Regions from separate parts of the Homo sapiens genome. Here regions 2 and 3 are each linked to region 1. Evidence: read pairs that join two places in POLR2A ChIA-PET (ENCODE). Cell type or tissue: OCI-LY7. All regions are shown on one strand. Each heading gives the region's core, and the rest is flanking DNA. Links, peaks and the distances in the headings are about the cores only.

Evidence for each region. Peaks named below come from ENCODE experiments on the same cell type or tissue, not always from the same donor. Only the 100,000 strongest peaks of a DNase experiment are listed, where the experiment ranks them.
Region 2: POLR2A ChIA-PET joins it to region 1 with 11 read pairs; 4 of 35 experiments call an interaction of 5 or more read pairs at or near these places.
Region 3: POLR2A ChIA-PET joins it to region 1 with 13 read pairs; 14 of 35 experiments call an interaction of 5 or more read pairs at or near these places.

Annotation. Positions count from the first base shown.
Region 1 is chr11:128,626,977-128,633,387 of GRCh38, forward strand. No RefSeq gene overlaps it. Among named protein-coding and RNA genes, the nearest start is that of ETS1, 43 kb to the left of the region's middle. RefSeq lists an enhancer at 1,298-1,507. In OCI-LY7, for the core only: CTCF peaks have their summits at 1,331, 3,579 (motif pointing left), 3,781, 5,357 and 1 weaker place; DNase peaks (open chromatin) are centred at 1,245, 3,575, 4,065, 5,305 and 4 weaker places; H3K4me3 peaks cover 1,480 bases; H3K27ac peaks cover 3,429 bases.
Region 2 is chr11:128,726,826-128,733,236 of GRCh38, forward strand. The region is part of intron 1 of FLI1 (Fli-1 proto-oncogene, ETS transcription factor); the gene reads left to right. Among named protein-coding and RNA genes, the nearest start is that of SENCR, 34 kb to the left of the region's middle. RefSeq lists enhancers at 1-64, 85-144. In OCI-LY7, for the core only: no CTCF peak of the experiment used is centred there; DNase peaks (open chromatin) are centred at 2,106, 2,526 and 4,336; H3K4me3 peaks cover 3,865 bases; H3K27ac peaks cover 5,000 bases.
Region 3 is chr11:128,286,628-128,293,038 of GRCh38, forward strand. LOC124902786 (a long non-coding RNA gene) reads left to right here and starts at 3,662. Exons shown (of 2, transcript XR_007062945.1): 1 at 3,662-3,697. RefSeq lists an enhancer at 3,617-4,036. In OCI-LY7, for the core only: CTCF peaks have their summits at 3,575 and 3,784; DNase peaks (open chromatin) are centred at 3,614, 4,084 and 5,384; H3K4me3 peaks cover 1,862 bases; H3K27ac peaks cover 1,490 bases.

The DNA of each region.
Region 1 (6,411 bases), core at 1,003-6,002:
AATCTTCAACGTCAAAGGTGAGCCCCAGAATCACTAAAAACTAAATCCTAGGTTGGGTTCCCTGGCCTAGGCGATTCCTCCGCCTCTGTGCAAGAGTCACCATGAACCCTATCTCTGCCTTCCAGCTGCCGTCCAATCCAAGATAAAGGTGAGTAATCCAAAGGAAAGAGCCCCGAAAACCAAAGGGAATATTTATTTTAAGTAGTTTGACGTCTGTAGGAAGGGGGAAAAAAATCTACCAAGGCCTGAATGGGGAGCCATGACATTCACAGAGCCTAGCCATTGTGTAAAGAGAAAAGTTCCTCAAGATTATGTTTGTCCAAGAAATCAGACAGTTTACGGTCCCCAAGTCAAAACACTCAAGGATTGGAAGCCAGAGTTTCCTGGGCTGAACCCAGTTACTAACTAAAGTGAAAAGGAAAGAGTAATGAGATGCCATGAATTGTTGTTAAGCGGGTGGAGTTGGTTGCCAAGGCTTGAATCCAGCAGATGCAACAGCAGAAACTGGGGCTTGCCAGGCCCCCCGCCCCCGCCCGCTGCCCCACCGCCCACCCTGACCTGGCGCTGCTGGGGTCACTGTGACTGGACCTACTCACAGCTGCAAACACCCTCCCGCCATGGGACACGGGGGAGCTTGAGCCTGGCTGAGTCATGTAAGCCAGCCAGATCAGTGCCAGGCTCGCCCCAGAAATCAAAAGAGACCCCTCTCTTCTTGCTACTTGGGTGACAGTCTATACTGGTGTCCTGCAACAAATGACCACCAGAAGGAGCATGCCAGCCCTCCTTTGTCCTTATTGGAGGTGTTGTGAGAGGTGGGGGAGATTTTATCACCTATAGGAGAAGAGGATAAACCCAGGAAAACCGTTCATGTAAGGACAGTAGGGAGGAAAAGGGGAGGAGAGAGAAAGAATGACAGGGAGGCTGCCACGCCCTTCCAGAGCCTGCTCTCCTCCTTCCTCACCTAGCTCCTTCCACATCTACCCTAAATGAGCTCAGGAGCTGAACTTGGTTGCCCACAGAGTTCTTATCAGGACCACCCTGGCTGAAACACTGAGGGAAGAAATAGGGACAGCGATGAAGAAAGAGTGCTGCTTGACATTGCCATGTCCCATCTGTGCGTCAAGTCACTGAATGTGACCTGTTTGCAGTAAGTTAGAATCCAGCTGCCGCCTGAGAAAGAAATACACCAGGCCCCTCTGGGCAGGTTGTGTGTGTCTGGGGTTGCCCAGTGACCCTGGAGATTGCTCAGATGTCTCCCACGTGATCACACCCCGGTGGCCTTCAGAGAGGTATACACTCTGAATTAGGGCCACTGATGGAGTGGCAAGGTGTTTGGGGCTTGAAGATTTGCCAAAGTGTAAGTCTTAAAGATTGTATTTGTGGAGAGATCCTGAAATGTCTCCACATTTGGGAGATATTTGTGTTTGAGGGTTACAGAGCAAAGATTCTCTTATCAGCACAGCACGGGGTACAAGAATGGCAAGTTTAGCTCAGCAGTCAAAGTCATGAGAAATTCAGAGGGAGGTGTGAAATTTCTTCTTAAAACTGAAAAGCAAAAACATTTCACAAACAAACGAAAAAGGAAAAACCACAGCTAAAATCCGTAAACTATTAACTATATCTGTTTATTAACAACAACAAAAAAAAAAGCAGATGGAGAGCTTTTTCGTTAATAAGCTAAAAAGTTCGTGTTTTTGTTTTCTGTAAGCCTGTTTTAAAGAAAGCTCCATTTCTCATGACTGACCTTCTGAGAATAGAATGAGGTGTTTTCTGCAGTGGAGTCTGATTCTTTCATCACTACCGAAGAGCACTGAGTGATCACCCACACTGCATGGCAGAAAACAGAATGTACTGTTATACCGCATTGATGCCATCAAAGTGTTTGTGGAGTGTAAAATTAATATTCGGCTTATGAGGGTAGGCCGGGGGAGAGGGTGGGTGTTGTTTTGCATCCCACATCAGGACACCCTGTATTTAAACACACTTTGTGTCATCGAGGGTGCTTTCAGAACCCATGCACCCAGAACCAAGTTCGGCCGTCAGCCACATGGAAAGGCAGCACCCCATCCCTTCCCCTTAGCACTTCCTGACCCTTCTCCTTTTGCTTCCTACTCCTAGTTTTCCCCCTTCCGCAAAGAAAAGAGTTCTAAACCAGATCACAGTAAGACCTTAGGGATGAAAGTAGCCATCCCCTTCTGAAGGTGTTTGCATTCTACAGAATGGAAGGATTCTGGCCAGGGCTGCAGCAGGTAGTGGTGAGCATGAAGCCAGGAAGGCTAAGATCAAAATCGGGGACCCTGCGGGAGATTGGAGGGGACTTCTGAGTGTACCTCACATTCCATCAGATAGGCCCTAATCATTTTGCCAAAGGGAGGGATTTGAGGGGATCATAGCAAAGGTTCTCTTATCAGGACAGCCCCAGGAAGCCCTGCAAAGGTGAGGAGAGACAGCCAATGAAGGATGAAGCTGTGTGAATTTTAGCTTCAGCCTCAGGTTCTGCTCAGCAAAAGTGGAAGATCTGGTCATTTATAGACTCCTGGACTTAAATCAAAAGAGCCAGAACCTCGACATAGCGACTCCAGGAGCTAGGTGACACTGAAGTCACCTTACCCCTCCATATCCTGTAAAACAGGGATGATCACAAGAGAAAGTTGTGGAGCTGAAATGGGCTGATGCACTCGAAGGCTTTTTCACTCAGAGACGGTCAGAAGACATTTGCCAGATGATTTCCAGATGTGTCAGAATGGGGAGCACTCTCTTTTGAGCAGGATAGCTCTCTCCCACACTTAATGTATGCCTGAGAGGAGAGAGAGAGACAAAGAATGATCAGACTGTACACCATTTGTGGACAAAGGGTCATCATAGGGCTTTGACAATTCTCCAAGAGCACTGGTTCCACATAGAAGCTGGCTTCACAGGCTGGCATTGGGATTAGGCCAGAGGTCAGATAGTAGGTGTGGCAAGGCCCCAGGTGGGCTAAGGCTGGCCATGGAGACAGGTGGGCTTTCCTGTTGAATGCTTCCAGGGAAGTCATGCCGTCTGGAACCTCAGATTTGGCAAATCAGCAAAGGAAAATTGGTCGCAATTATTTTCCAGGGCTTCCATGCTCTCTGATGTGTTAGATCCTTGTTAGCATTAACCAGAGTTAAACATTTGTTTTATTCTGTGGATGGAGAGACAGGTTTTAGAACACCTTCCCTGACAAGGTTAAGGTTGCAGGTTCTGAAAATTATCTCCGGTCTCCAAAGTTTTTGTATTTCAGTGTCTTTGGTGCTTTTTTGTTTTGTTCTATTTTGAAGTAACTTTATAGTTTTTGTTTGTTGTTTTTTTTTTTTAAGTACAGATATGTTGAGCACAGAAAAAAAAAAAAAAAAAAACATTGCAATAACCTTGACTTCTGAAAAGTCCTCTCATTCTTCCAGGGGAGGAATTTTGTTTTTCAGGAACTGTTTTTTCATAAAGACAAAAGTCTTAGCAGTTTGGATTTCGGCCTTTGAGTTTTTCTTTTCATCATGTGTAATTTCAAATTGTACTGAGGTCCTTCCTCCTGGAACCTAGCGAATACAGCTCAATGGCGCCCCCTGAAGGCCAACGTAGAGGGGTACAGTAAAAGAGGATAAAATGAGGAACCTCCAGCCCTCCGTATCCGACCAGCCAAGACAAACCACCATCTAGGCCCAAAGGCAGGTTAGCGTGTGGCAAAACCCAATAGCTGCATTCAAAACCCAGTTCTGACAACAACAAGCTATTTCTGCATGTTCCCACATAGTTGAGAAGAGATTGAGCTTTGGCATAAAACAGGTCAAAGGCCTTGGATTGAATTCCAGCACAGACAAGTTACTTAATCTCTCTAACTCACTTTCTCTTTCTGTATAATGTAGAATACAAAGTGATTTTTTTAATTGCTTACTATGTGCAGGCTTTGTCCTAAGTGTTTAGCATGTGTTAGCTCATTTAGTTCTTGCTAAAACCCTCTAGTTTGTGTGCTATTAGTACCCACTTTGTACAAATAAGAAAACTAGGGCCTGGAGTGAGTCAGAAGCCTTCACAGCTGCTAACTGAAAAAAACAGGGCTGAACGCATGTGGTGCAGTCCGGAGCCTGGACTCACCGCCACATGTCACACTGATGCCCATACTTACCAGGTGGGACCACCGTGAGGACTAGAAAGAGAAATGTCAACCACATAGCCCTGGACTGGCACAGAATAAATGCCCAACAAATAATAGCCATAATTATTCCCATTCTTGGTCGACCACCTTAATAAAAGCTACCATAGAGGCAGGGAATCAGTAAGAAGAGATGACTAAGAGGATGCTTACTGCATGTAGGAAAATCAGTTAATGCTCGTGTGACTGGCTTATTTCCCTTTGCATACTGTCCTTCAGGTCCATCCATGTTGTCACATATGGCACGATTTTCATTTTTTTTTAAGGCCGAGTAATATTCCACTGTCTGTATCTACCCATTTTCTTTATTCGCCCATTGATGAACATTTAGGTTGTTTCCACATCTTAGCTCATCTTGACAGTGCTACAATGAACATGAGCATGTTAATATTTCTCCAAGATCATGATTTCAATTCTTTTGGATAAATACCTAAAAGTGGAATGGCTGGATCCTATATTAGTTCTGTTTTCCTCTTTTTGAGGAACCTCCCTACTGTTTTCCATAGCGGCTATACCATTTTACATTCCCACCATCTGCGCCAGAGTTCGAATTTCTCCACATCCTCACCAACACTTTTTATCTTTTGTTCTTTTGATAACAGCCATCCTCACTATTGTAAGGTGATATCTCATTATGGGGAAAAATTATATGAAAAGGAAGCATCAAATTAATAGGCAAGAAAACCAGTACATAGTATTTGGACAGTTGGCATATTACTTAAAAATTATGTATGAATCCAAAAAATTAATTAACTCTTACTATATTAGTATTCTGATTGTTGACATTAACCTGTAACAATAGGAGAAAAAGTTAGTTCAGGAATCACTTCCCAATTACATCTGTTACAAATGCAAGGAGAAACAAATACAAGGAGAAACTCCTTTGCATACAATATTTTAAAGAAAAGGACAGGTGAGTTTTGGGATGCGAGGAGAGGGGCAAGAAACTGTCTTCTGTGTGGAGAGGGATCTTGAAACATATCTTCCAATGGGAGGCCAAATGCAGGGGGGCATTGCTTTCAAGAAACTAAAGGTCCTGAGTGCCTCCCAGGATAGCAGTTAATGAGCATGAGCTGGGTTTTCAAGAAGTCTGAATCTATTCAACTACAAAGTAGCTTCCTTCAACTGTAGCAGCCTTGAGAACTTGTGTTCTGCACCTACAGAGACCCCTTCTGCCCAAATACTGGTGGTGCAATGCAGCCAACCGCTGCATCTCCCAAAAGATGCCGGGAAAGAGGCAGACACCCAAACCCACCCTGGGCCTGGGCAGACCCCTCTAGCCTCTGACAAGTCCAGGCACTGCTCAGACCTTCACATGCACACCTAGGGCCCCTTCATTATTCAGCAAGCTCTTCCCAGGCTCCCATCTGGCATCAGGCATGGTGCTGGGAGCTGCTGGGCACACGGATGAGCAGGTGGTGACCCTTTTCCATCAGCTACCCAGAGCCAGCTGCAGAACAGCGCCGAGAGCACATGCCTATAATGTGGGGCAGAGGGTCACACCGAGGACTCTCCCAGAGGGGAGTTATTTGAGCTGCTCTGGAGCAATGCAGACAAGAGGGTACAGAGCACAGAGGCCTGGGGTGGGGACTCCCAGGGACCAGGAGAGGCATGAGGTGGGAAGTGGGGAGCCAGGCTAGAAAGGGCCTTGTGAGTCCTCTGGGGGAGTTGCAGCTTGTCCTATTAGCCATGTGCAGGCTCTTTGGTTTTCAGAGAATGAGGATCATTCACAAGGGTGACTGGAGCTCCTGCGGGATGTGCACACCTGGCCTGAGGTTGAGATGACACAGAAAGAGTCACAGGGCCGGGGTCTCCCGCAGAGCTAGTCTTCTGTTTGAGTGTCATTTATCACCTCTTTCCAGAGGACAAGATGATGGCTTTATGACCAAAGGGGCTGGCTATGGAGGCCTCTCTTAATTTCTAATTGAGAGCCCATAATCACCACAAAGAAAAGCCTCTACCACCCAGGACTTCCGGGGAGACTAGAATCCGACTCAGAGGTGTTTTGTAACAAAACAGGGGTGGAGAAGATTAAAAAAAATCAAAAAAACAAGAAGGTTAGGAAAAAAGGCATTACTAAATTCTCCTTCATAGTACATAAGGTTTTTAAGGTAGGTAAATCACATCAGCCCAGCCACACTCAGTGACCTTTGTGATGGAAGAGGTGACCACTGGGCCAGTAAAGAAGTCACAAGGGTCCCAGGCCTGACCTTTAGCATTTCTGTGATTTTTAAATATCCATA
Region 2 (6,411 bases), core at 613-5,612, 99 kb after region 1:
GAGGAGAAGCAAAGTTAGTGAAGTGATCAAAACGGAATGGGGTTAATGACAGAACGCTTCAAGGAGGAAGTTAAGTTCTGAAGGAGGGGAGGGACAACGGCTGGGGCAGAGGGGGGAAGAGGAAGTGTGTTCTGCAGGGGAGGGTGCTGTGTCTTTGGGAAGGGCAATACTGATTGCATGGTGGCCCTGGGAGCTGTGCCACTCTTGAAGGTCCTGCCTGGCGTTAATATTTGGATATATTTTCAAAGAGGGAGAATCCTCTTCTGTATTAGTAATAGGCATGTCCGTAGTTGAAAGAATGTAGATTTTGGAAGGAGCACACTTCAGAATCAGATCTGAGTTGAGATCTTAGCTCTGCCACTTATAAGCTGGGTAACCTCCCAAGCCTCACCTTCCTGAACTATAAAATGAGGAAATTATTTCATAAGGCTATGGTGAGAATGAAACGAGATAACTTACGCAAAGTCCTTAGTTCCATACCTGGCAAACAGTAGCTCCTAAATCAATAATGGCTAGTATTATGTATATACTTTATAGCTTATGGATTAGAAAACCAGCGATAGCAAGCCACTTTAAGTCCTCAAGAGGAAGAGTGTAAGGAGTTGGGTGGTCTAGATGCTGATCTCAGCAAGTCAGGCCCTGTTTCAACCTTTCCGTGAGATGCAGGCAGCCAGGACCTGGACAGAGCCCAAGGGCCAGGTCTAGAGTAGTGGTTGCGGAAAGGGCTGATGTATCAGCTTCAAAGGCTGACTTGCTGCAGCCCAAGACCTTGGTACATAGATTTAAGTCCCATCTGATTGAGAAGGAGGTGCATTCAGCCACATGTGTTCATAAACACTTAACAACTGGCTCTCCAGGTTTGTGTAATTTGCACTTATTTCATGATGCCCAGCTTCAAGCTCCCACTGGGCATGCAGTTGAGAAGAGATGCGTGCAACTGGCTCTCAGGAACCTCATGAGCCAGTTCCAGCACACCACTGCATCCAGCCACCCTGTCCCACAACCACAGCCCATCTCAGAGCAAAAGAGGCACCTGTCCTCTATGTCTGACCTAGCTTTGTCTAAGTGGAGAGGTAAGGAGTTAAAGCGGGGAGAAGAGCAGGCATTCCTGCTCTCTTCTCTGTCCCACACCGGCCAGAAGTAAAGCTTCCCTCCCTGACCCACTTCCCCTCAGGCCAGTTCCATACTGACTAGCAAGTTCATTTTCCTCACAAGCTGAAACAAAACAAAACACAAAACGTGGCCCTCTCCCTTGGGCCTTCAGCAGAGTAGCTCCGCTTTAAGAGGAATCACAGGGTGCAGCCCCAAATGCCATGGAGTCTGATAGTGCAGCAGGCCGGGGGCTAACGCTGTCTCCACCCAGCTCACCACGCAGGTGGAGCGGCCAGGACATGGGCATGCCTTGGCCTAGGCAGTGCACTTCCGGATTCCCTTTGGGAGGCAGCAGGGAGGGTCTGGCCTCATCCTTAATGAACTATCTGGCAGAGGCTGTCACAGAACCATGGGACGCCAGAGCCAAAAAGAGCTTAGTAATCACCTGTGTGTCCCTTTGCTGCGCAATGAGGGTGCTGCGGCAGAGGCCGCACCTCTTAGCTGTGTCACCTCTGGAGCTGGACCGCCCTCTCTGGCCTGCTGCTGGTGGTGCTCCTGCGTGTTGACGCTTGGACACTTTTTGAACAACATTTCTTCCATAACTGCAGTGGCCCCTGTGAGTAAAATCTCCCTGAGGCAGGTTCTATGCCTTCTCTTGTCCATTCCCCTTGGGCACCCAGTATGCCCTGAGTGTCCTTGTGACCAGAGCCACTCCTGTTTTGCAGTAAGGGAAGCCAAACAAGGAGCAGAGTCAAGGCAAACGTTCCAGTGCGTTCTGTATTGGGATTCTTCCCTTCAGGCACAGAAATTCTCATTTGCACTCCCCATTTGCCCTGGTGGGCATCCCAGCTGTACCTGAGTATCAGGTAAACCTGCCTTGGCTACATCAAGTCCAGGGATATGATGAACCATCTAGAACTAACCACATTCAATTAGTCCCCTAGCCAAGGGTGGGGTGAAGGAAATGAGAGGAACCTACAACTTTTTGCAACCTCTACTCCAACCGCCAGAGACACACCCTTCTGCCTGATGTTCTTTGACTCAAGGAGTTGAGAACCACTTTGGGTCTACACAGATATGACACAGCTACCCGTGTCTGCCTCGGTTTAGAAAGAGCTGGCTGAGCTCCTGCGTGAATCCTAAAGACAGGACGGTCATTTGAGTTTCAGCTGCAGGGATTCTTCTGCTAGGCACCTCTGCTTTGTAATCGGATGTGTACGAGGGCAACACAAAGGACTCCCAGCCCGGCTCTGCCAAGAGACTTTGTTGTGCTCCATGGTTCAAAGAAAAAAGGTAGGGGGAGAGATTAATGGAGCGAGAGGAGGCAAGCTTATTATATTTATCAACCATGTTCGCATTTCAAGTGCCCTGATTTATCTCACAGGTGGGAGGGAAGAACTGCTGGCAACCCTTCTCTCAGGGCTGTGAGTTTTGGAACAGGATTTCCTCTGCAAGTTGTCAAAGATCAGATAAAAGTCTTAATCTCAGGCACACACAGCCACAGGCTTTGGCCTCTGCCACTGTGTGTTCAGCTTTCAGTGATGAGACTGAACAATGGTTGGCGATGCTTTGCATTTAAAGAGGTGGGAAAAGAAAAGGATCAGAGTGGAGGTATGTGAGGCATATGGCACTGCCCGGGGGAAACACGAGTGCACCAAGCAGGCTCCAGAATGAACTCAGGACTCAGGACAACTGAGGTCCCCTTTTGCTCCCTTTGGTGTCCTTTTACCAGTCGTCATGTACACTAAATCAATGCACATACCTGTCACCCCTTTTTAAAAGGATGGCAACCAGATCATTCACCTCTCCTTCCCCATTCCAAGAGCCCGGTTCTTGAGAACCAGGCTGGAAGAGCATGTCCCAGGTACTGGCTGGTGGGACTGTGGAGATGGGAAGCATTTTGACCTTGTTCTCCAGAATGATTTTTGCTAAAGAGATGCTTATTTTTTCAAAATGCAATTCTATAACTTTAATGCCTTTTCAGAACAGAAGAACTGCACCTTTTAGGCACCATGTTGATTAAGTGGCCCTGTGTTAGGGAGTGCTCTGAGGAAACTATGTTGATCTGGCATTTGACCTTGAAACATTTCTAATATCAGAACACAAAGTTCATTCATGTTGCCAGAGCTAGCCAACTGAGTTAGCAAGGGAAGTTTCAGGAAACAGAAAAGTCGAAAATCTTGAAATCTGGATTCTTTCTGTTCTCAAGTCCCACTCTGATTTGTATATTATCACCACCTTGACTATGCCTACCTTGTATTGTGCATTTGTTAAGTGTGTACTGTGTTAAAAACTTTACTTATATCCTCTCATTCCATCCTCACAACCCTATTTTACAGATGAAAACTGGAATCTCAAAGAGGTTTCCTAATTGGCTGAGGTCACCCAGACTGCGGGTGTAGGCCACACGTTTACGCTCACCTTTGTGGGTCAGCCTCTCAGTAGCTGCGCTGCTCATCCTATTCATTTCTGTGCTTACTCAATAGGGAGAAGAGCTGGGTAAGGAGCAAATCGGTGCTACTAAAGTCAGGCTCAGTATCAAGAACATGCATTCTATTCTAGAATGCTGATAAATACACTGGCAGTCCCAGAAAGTCACTTCCAAAGCAGTAAAGAAGGGCTCTGGAACAGACACATGTTTTCATTTCTTTTTGAAGGCTTCCCTTTGAGAACAAAGGTGGTCTGTGGTGCTGGGCCCTTCAAGCCCTGACACCCACTCCTTTTGTCTCTGCCTCTTGGGATCTTGGGAGAGCTACACCAAGGGCTGCGTGATGGATACACCACGAAGGGGTGTATTTATTTATTTGCCAGGGAAATGTATTAGGGAGAAGCAAAGACTAATTAATGATTTTCAAGGGAAACTCAATCTATGGAATGAATGGTTTTCCCAATGGGCTGTATTTAGAGGCTCACAGAAATCCTGCATGCTTCCATTGCCGTTTCCCATCCTTTCTTAGCCTTTGCTGAATGTGTCCGGAAATCTTTTGCAAAAGAAAAGGCACCAGTCTGTTTGCCTTGAAAATGAAGAAACCAAAAGGTGTAACATCCTTCTTCCTTCTCAGGTGGAGTAGTTAATTTTACAAGTGCTTCGAGAGGTCCTGAGGAAAAGGCACATGCCATCATGTCCTCTCCCCGTGAAAGAAGTTCATAATAATCTGTGCAAAACAGCACCTTTGGATAAGTTCAATGTGGCTATATATAGACGCTTGGCCGTTTCCTGTTGCTCTTGCAGCTTGCACAGGTTTGAAGGTAGGGTGAGGCTGTGACCATAAGCCACACGGTGACATGTACATTAGCCATGCCCTCTGCTTCCTGTGCTGCTTATGACCTGGGCTGGACTAACCCCAGCACTGCTCAGGGGCAGGGAGCCCTTAGGACCTAAATGTGGGGGGGTTGGTGAGTTTGCTCTCATCTTCTCTGAGCACAGGTTGCCTGGCTGCAGATAGATGGTGCAAAACACACCAGCGAGCCAGTGTGCTTGTCTAACGGTCTGCTCGTGTAACTTTTGCACCACAAAACAAGAGGTCAAGTATGAAAGGGTGGTTAACAAATTGAGCAGCCCTTTTTTTTTTCTGTTAAAGGGGCCGTGTCAGAAAAAACAAACAAAAAACAAAAACAAAACAAAAAACAAAAATAAAACAAAAAACAAACAAAAAAACCCTTCCTGAGTGAACTTGCATGAAAAATCATTTGGCAAAACCCAAAGTTCATAGCCATGTGCTGAAAAGCCATCATGCTAGAAACGGTCATCGTGATTTGACCTCAGAACCGTCTCCTATTTTAAGATTTCAAAATGCTTAAGTAGATGGGGCGCAGCGGCTCAGGCCTGTAATCCAGCACTTTGGGAGGCGGAGGCGGGCAAATCACTTGAGGTCAGGAGTTCGAGATCAGCCTGGCCAACATGGCAAAACCTTGTCTCTAATAAAAATACAAAAATTAGCTTAGTGTGGTGGCACACGCCTGTAATTCCAGCCACTTCGGAGGCTGAGGCAGGAGAATCACTTCGAACCGGGAGGCGGAGGTTGCAGTGAGCCGAGATCGTGCCACTGTGCTCCAGGCTGGTGGACAGAGCGAGACTCCATCTCAAAAAAAAAAAGAAAAGAAAAGAAAAGAAACAAAAATTGCTTAACTAGACATGTCATGCAATTTTGGAGAAGAGATGAGTGGTAAATGTGACTCCAGCTTTACTAAACAGTGAAATAAATTAAGGCACCAAAGCATGCTGAGCCTTGTCTAAAATCCTATAGCAGAAGAGGCCAGAAAAAAATTCACTGGTTCCCTTCTTTCTCCATCCATTCAGCCAATCAGTACCAGATTATTCTCCAGCTATCTTCCCCCCTTCTCATCTAGGACATCTAAGGTAGAACCGTGCATCTTAAAAAAGCTTTTCAGGAAATTCTGATGGGCAGACAGAACCAACGTGAGTCTATGTCATTTTGACTCTCATGTTCTATATGGGCTGCTAAATAAAAACTTTGAAAGTCTTTCATGTGACAAATAGTTTTGGAGTGCATACTCTGCCAGGCATTGTGCTAAGTCCTTGGGGACACAGGTGAACAAAACAGAGGAAGACCCTGCCTCCATTGAGTGTAGTCCAATGGGAGAGCGACACAAATCACACTTTTGCATAGGTGAATATCTAATTATACATGTGGTAGGTATTATGAAGAAAAACTAGAGTGCTCTGAGAAAGACGTTAAGGCCGGATAGATACAAGCCTGGGATTGGAGAAGTCAAGGAAAGCCCCACTTTTTTACATGACATTTACACAAAAATGATTAAGATGAGAGGAATATGCTTCGTTGCTTCCAACACATAACCAAAGCAAGTTATGATTCTAAAAAACCAACTAGTTACCAAAAAAGAAAGAAAAAAGTAAATGATCTCTTGGGCTTGACATGCCCTTGTTTTGCCCAGAGAAGCACACTTCCTTTTACAATTGTTTGGGAGGTTTGTGGCAGAGAAAGAGAGGAAAAATCAGATCTAGAGAAGTAGAGTCCTTCAGCGACTTGCAATAGTGGCTCTTACTAAAGCATCTCATTGCTTCTCAAATGTGTCCAAGGGATGCTCAAAGCTGCTTTCTCAAAACAGGATTCTGTGTTCAACTGAGTGTGGGAAATTCAAAGGAACTTAAACAAGTCTCTTTGCATCAGGACTTATCAGAGCCTTGAATATACTAATGGAGATCCTGAAGCTCCAAGGGAAAGGGCCGCACAATGCAGTCTGCAGCGTTTTCCAATCAAATTTGATTGCAAGAGGTTTTTTTTTTTCACTGAGTACCTAACTCAGTGGCTCTGAAACTTACATCTGCACAAAATT
Region 3 (6,411 bases), core at 501-5,500, 340 kb before region 1:
TGCAGTTGTTTGAGCCAAAAGTTTAGAAGTTATCCTTGATGCCTCTTTTCCTTTTATCCCCCAATGCTAGAGCATTTCTTGTGATCTCTTATCACATGGTTGCCTCTATCTAGTCATTCAGGTGTTGACTTAGCTGTTCTTTGAGACCTTCCTTTCCCAATTAGTGTATGGTAACCCCAGCCACCTTCAGTCACATCACTCTGTTTATATCATCATCACCACCTGATATTTTCTTTACTTATTTTTTTCATATTGTCTGTTTCTTTCTGCCTCCTGCCATTGCTATAGATCACAGCTCCATGAGGACAAGGAGCTCGCATGTCATATTGACTATTAGGATCATAATAGTGAGGCGCAGAGTTGGTAAGCAAAACTCACATGCATTCATGCTTTTGGAATTCACCTTAATATCAGGCCTCCTGCCTTCTGATCACAATAAGGCCACAGCAATTTCTCACCCTTCATTGTGATCTGTTGTCCCTCAGTGAATCCCTGATTTCCCATTTTCCTGCCCACTTCTGGTCCTGAGGTGGCCTTGTCAGTGCTTCTCTCTTTCAAACGCTGGAATCCTCATGTGCTTGGCTGTTCTTCTTACTTCTAGTGCTAGCTTCTGCCTCCTGTTTTCTCTTTTCCCACTCCCCAGCATCCAAGAGTAGCTCAAGAAATTCATAGCATGGTGCTGATTTGATCCATAATAAGCACATGTTATCTAAGGACCTTCTTCGTTACGCTTTGTCAGCTCTTGTTACTAACAAATGAACTATCTTCAGACCTTCCTCTCACGGTTATCCAGAAAGAGGATATTTATGGTTCTGGCCTCAATTGTCTTACTATCAATTCATTCATTGACACCTGGCTGTTTTGTTTTACAAAAGCCCTTGACTATTTTGGGTTCCTCTAACCTTGGAGTTCTGGCTAAGTCTTGCCTGATAATTTTCTCTAATGTTCTGGTTTGAGTCCACTTTCCTTCCTTTTTCTCCCCTTGATATTGTGCTCACCCTGATGGCTTCAATTACTTTCATTAGAACAATTCCAAAATCTATATGTGTCACTCGGACTCTCATCCTTAATCTCAATACTATGCTTACAACTCTTCATTATTTTATTAGGAATGTTCCTCAGATATCTTAAATTTATCAGGCTTCACTCCAGACTTACAGTCCTTATTTCAAAGCTACCTCTCATTTTTCCTATTTTTTTGTCATTGTTAATGATTCTCTCAAATTCTTGTTCAAGTAAGTACAAAACTTGGGAGTCATCATTTACATCACTTTTTTTTTTCTTTCAGCCTCCTGATCCATCATGTTTTCAGGTAAGCCTGGAACATACAGGCTGTAAAATGCCAATCTTAGAATAATATCAGACTTGTATATAATGGTTACTGGTCTGTAATGCAATGACAAAAATAAGACAGTCCAGTGGGTTAAGCACAAAACTAAAAACTTATTAACCTAGAGGACTGCCCTTTGTAGCGAGATTATGTCTTGTCTGCCTTTTCATGTGTTAACACCGTCTCATTTTCATAAAGCAGAATTGATGGTAGTGTTCATTTGTTTTAATGTCCTCATGGGACAAAATTACACAGGGTTATTTTTTAAAATAATCAGTTAAATCTAAAACTCAGGTGAACTCTGCTGTAAATTTCTATTCGCAGTTTCTCTCATTAATCCTTTCTTTCCATTCCCACTGCCATCACCCAGCTCAGGCTTTTATTGCCATTTTTCTTGATAATTACACAACCTCTTAACCAATTTCTTGGTTTCCATGGCTTTGCTCTTTTCCAATATCCTGCAAACAGATCACTATCAAAAGAAACTTATAAAACCATAACTTTGGTCATATTACTGTCTTTCACAACATCCACTGCCACCAGCACCGGGGCCACCACCACCAGTGGCTATCTCTTGCCTGCTATGATCCGAGATTCAGCTAAATGCAAGAGCTGGCACTGAGAGCTCTCCATGGTCCCTGCACTTTGTTCATGCTGACATAGTTACTCCCTTGCTCACTACCTTGTGTTAGTGTCTTCATAACATTATCACTATCAGGAATACTCATGTATTTGTTGCTGTGTACCATCCGTCCCTGTTGTACACATATACCAGAATACAAGTTACTTGACGATAGGAATTTATCATTGTTCGCTATTGATCCCCAAGGCCTACGCCACAGTTTAGGTGTGCTATAATTGTTGAAAATATAAACAGAAAAAAAGAAAGAATAAAATCTCTCTCATTCCCAGTACCTCTCCTTAAGTCAGTGGTTTTAAACCAGGAATAATTTTGCCCTCAGGGTAACATAGTATATAGGTCTTCCTTTCTACTGCAGCAAAGGAAAACAGACCAATGCTTCGGGGAAATTAGCACCGACATGTTCTTGGTGACAATCCACTTTAGAGGACAAAAAGTATCATGTACTACTCATGTGCCACAGGGAAACCAGCATTCTAGTCTCCCCATCAGTGGTTGCTGAAAGTTGGATAAGCTGTGGGCAGAAACATACAAAAATGGTGAACGTGAATACAGAGAAAAGGGCTGTCAGAGACGAGGCTGTTACTCTGGAAAACCAACCGCTCCTTCCGCAAAAGAACTCATAATGAATCAAGTGTCGGTTTAGCTGAACTCTTTGTGAATGGAATGCTTTCTGTTGAATGAATGCAGTTCTGTCATGTGCAAAGCCTGACTCAAAATGAGCTGAGATATGAGCATGATTTAACTGATTGATGACTTCAAGCGTTTTCCCTCTGGTCACCCACAGTCGTTTTGGTTTTAGTCTGCAGCTCAGTAACACCCAGGTTGTAGGAGAAATCCAGTCATTTATGATATGACTAGATCATTGTCCATTGACTATTTTCCACACTGATAAGCTCTGCTAATCAGAGGACTAACGTCTTCAGGCCAGTGACAATCTTTTCATTTACAGTTTTCTTCCAATCAGAGAAATGGGGCTGGATTGTAGAATCCTGGAATTGAGAAGGAAGGTCTACAAAAAGTCATTGCATTTTGTTCTGTTGTCATTTTGTGATTGTACCAAATTCACTAAGAAATATAATGATTAGAAATATGATTACAACTTTCAAAGAGAGACACACTTTGATGCCTCTTAGGTGTTTCTGGTCTCTCAAGTCTTACAATCAGAAGGCTTTATGTTGTTTTGTTCTGTTTTCTTGCCAACATTAGACTCACAAGTCCCTCTTCTAATTTGTTCTTCCTTATCCCATCCACTTATTTAGGAAAGTGATACATAGTACAAAATTACATGTAGGTCTTCTGTAGGGAATAAGTTTTATATAATCAAAGATATCCAGCAGTTTTACTATAACATCTCTTTTTCAAAATAGAATTTTATTCATCAACCCTTGCAGGGATAAGACAATGATGCAGAGAGTTTGTCCTATTAGTCTTAACACATGTTTGTACCTGTAAACTTAGGATTAAATCTGTCCTTACTTGGCATCAAACTAGAAGCCTAAATGTCAAGTAAAATTGAGTTATCTCAAATATCCCGGCCATTATAGAATATGGTTATTAGTCTGGGTCAAGGCAGTGTCATGTCTTCTAAAATCATGCCGCTAGAGGGAGTAAAACCCAGCAGTCTGCAAACCATCCCAGGCCAAAAGAGCAACGTTGTCTGTTTCACCTTTCTCTTTAAACAAATGATCCTCAGCTTGGTTGCCCCAGAAAAACACCAGCATCTGGTGAGTGGTGTTTATTCTGAGGTTACTCTTTCTAAAAATAGTTTTCTGAAAACTCGCCCTGGTCGGCTGGGAAGCACACAGGCGGAGTGGCGAGCCAGTGAATGGGAGGCTCTCCTGCAGCGGGGGCACCTTAGAGGCTGGTTGTGTGGGCCAAGAATGCACTCGAAGAGCAGGAACAGAGTTTGCAAGGGGGGCTGCCGGTGTCCACGGGAACCGTGGCAGGCCAGACACACCCATCCCTGGAGAAGCAGAAGGTCGGCTAGGAGCTATGAACATCCTTGCTGAGCCCCAGAAGTGAGGAGCAACAGGGGAGGAAGGAGGCTCCTATCTTGAAGCTGTTGGGCACCTACGCAAGTGGCACAGGGAGGGGCAGGGTGTTGGCTCCGAGTGAGAGATTTGCTTAAGCCAGATGGTGGCCGATGAAGGAGGCCCAGGCAACCCCTTCTGGTCTTCCAGACAGCACCACAGGTTTGTGTGGGTTGGAGGGGTGCTATCTGTCTGTCCATCCACAAGCACATGCCAGAAAGAAGAGGATGGAGGAGGTGAAGATTTTGGGGGGTTCTCATCATTTTCCCTTTCCAAGTTTCATCCTTATCCATGCTTCTAATCACATGGAGACCATTACCACTGGGGGAGTCATTTCCATTTTTCTTTAGATTCCATTCTAAAATCCCCTAAAGACCTAAAGTAAAGAACGTCAGCAGTGGCATTTCTATTCCTCTAAAGGGTATTTTAGACAATAATTTTGGATAGCCCCACACTGCATGAAGCAGGGAACTGCATGCCCTTCCTGCTCGGGAGCCCAGCCCTGCCTCCAGCAGCTCCAGCTTCCTTTCCTCTCTGTCATGGTGCTGCCTTCTGATGAGCAAGAAGTTAGTCCCGACTGGCCCTCGGCAAGCTGGGGCTTCTAAGAGAAGAAGGGCTGGGCTGCCCCCTGCAAATCCTGGATAATGCCACTCAGGGAACGGGAGAAGCTGATGCGCAAAATATGCCATACCCCGCTGCTTTCCTCTCACTCAGACCCCAAGTCAGGTCGGAAGCAGCTCTTCCAGACCTCCCCCAAGGCAAGTTGCTAGAGGATAAGGCTTTTATGTGTTTCCTGATAAATGTGTGGGAGAATCCAGCCTCCCTGGATACTGGAGAAGTCTCCTATCTGGAATTGCAGTGTTACTGCTGATCCAGCCTCCCTGGATATTGGAGAAGTCCCCTATCTGGAACTGCAGTGTTACTGCTGATCCAGCCTCCCTGGATATTGGAGAAGTCCCCTATCTGGAATTGCAGTGTTACTGCTGAAACATGTAGTTTCTGAGCCTTTGTGTTAAGGCAGAGAAAAATAGCAAACTTGGTATTAAGAGAATTCTGAGTTCTCATGCTTGCTCTATTCACAGCAAACTCTGATTTCAGACAATTCATTGCACTTCTCCAGGCCTCAGTTTCTTTGTCTATAAAATAAGAATGTTAGACAAGACTTTCTGTGATGGCTTTTCTGGTTCAAAATGTCCATGATTTCTGTCTGGTGAATGTACATGGGGTTTTATTGTTGTTCGTTTTTTGTTTTTTCTTTAACTATGTCTAGCCTACTACCCCACCTAAAAGTCAACAGAGAGAGCTCTGGGGTAAAGTGCATGCCAACCTCAGAGTGCATAGCCATACTGTGTAGGAGGAAGCAAATTTAGAAGGAAACAGGCTTCATTTATTCTGCCTGATATGGTTATCTCTCTGAGGCTTGTGCCCATGCAAGCGAGATGAGAGTGCGGAGGAAGGCGGGGGGACACGCTGTCAAATGTCAAATGTTTAGCAAAGACTTTGAACTCTGACAATTGAGTCTTCCGGTAACTTGTGTCTCTACTTTTGCAAAAATGGAAGACGGGGGAAAGAAAAAAGAGAGAAGGAGAGATAGGCAGAGAGAGAACAGAAAATGATTAAATATGACACCATGGTCATGTAGGTTTCATGCAAAAATTAGGCAAATAATATCTAAATTACTTGCAAGTAATTTCAGCCTCTTTTCTTTGGCTGTCTTTCAGAAAATCCCTGATAATAGCTCTGAACTAACACTGAATTCCAGGTCATCATGATACTCTTCCCAGCACATAGACATGGGGCCACCGCGCTTGTCCATGTGCTGAAAAGAGGCACAAATGTCCGAACCTACTGAGAATCATGCCAGTGTAGGATGAGAACATTCCTAAAGCCTCAGCCCTCGAGGGCTACATATTTGTTTAAGGAAAATAAGGCATGTGCATACACTAATGAACAATAAAATGGAACAGTGCAAGGTATGATTCGGGGCAATATTTTATAAAGGTCAAGTACACATAGGTGGGAAACACATCTAGGAACTCTCATGAGCAGGGTGGGAATTAAATGTTAAGGTGGGTGTGAGTTTATATATAATACAGAGGGGGTGTATTTTGAAGAAGAAATCATGAAAAAAATCACATTTAGCTGTCAGCCACCTCCTCATCTGCATGTTTTGCCAATCAAGGACATAAAATCTATCATTCTGTGCTTCAAGTCTCCACATAGTAACTAGAAGACACAGAAAATTCTTATTCATTTTGAATTCTGATAATTTAGTGCAGGAAATGGGTGATGGCAAACTGATTATGTATGAAGAGCCCTCATTTTGCTGGTGAAGCCTGGGTATGCCCAGCTACTAATAACAAGTGGTCAGGCAACCATGACAGCCTCCCTATGTGAATATAATGCTA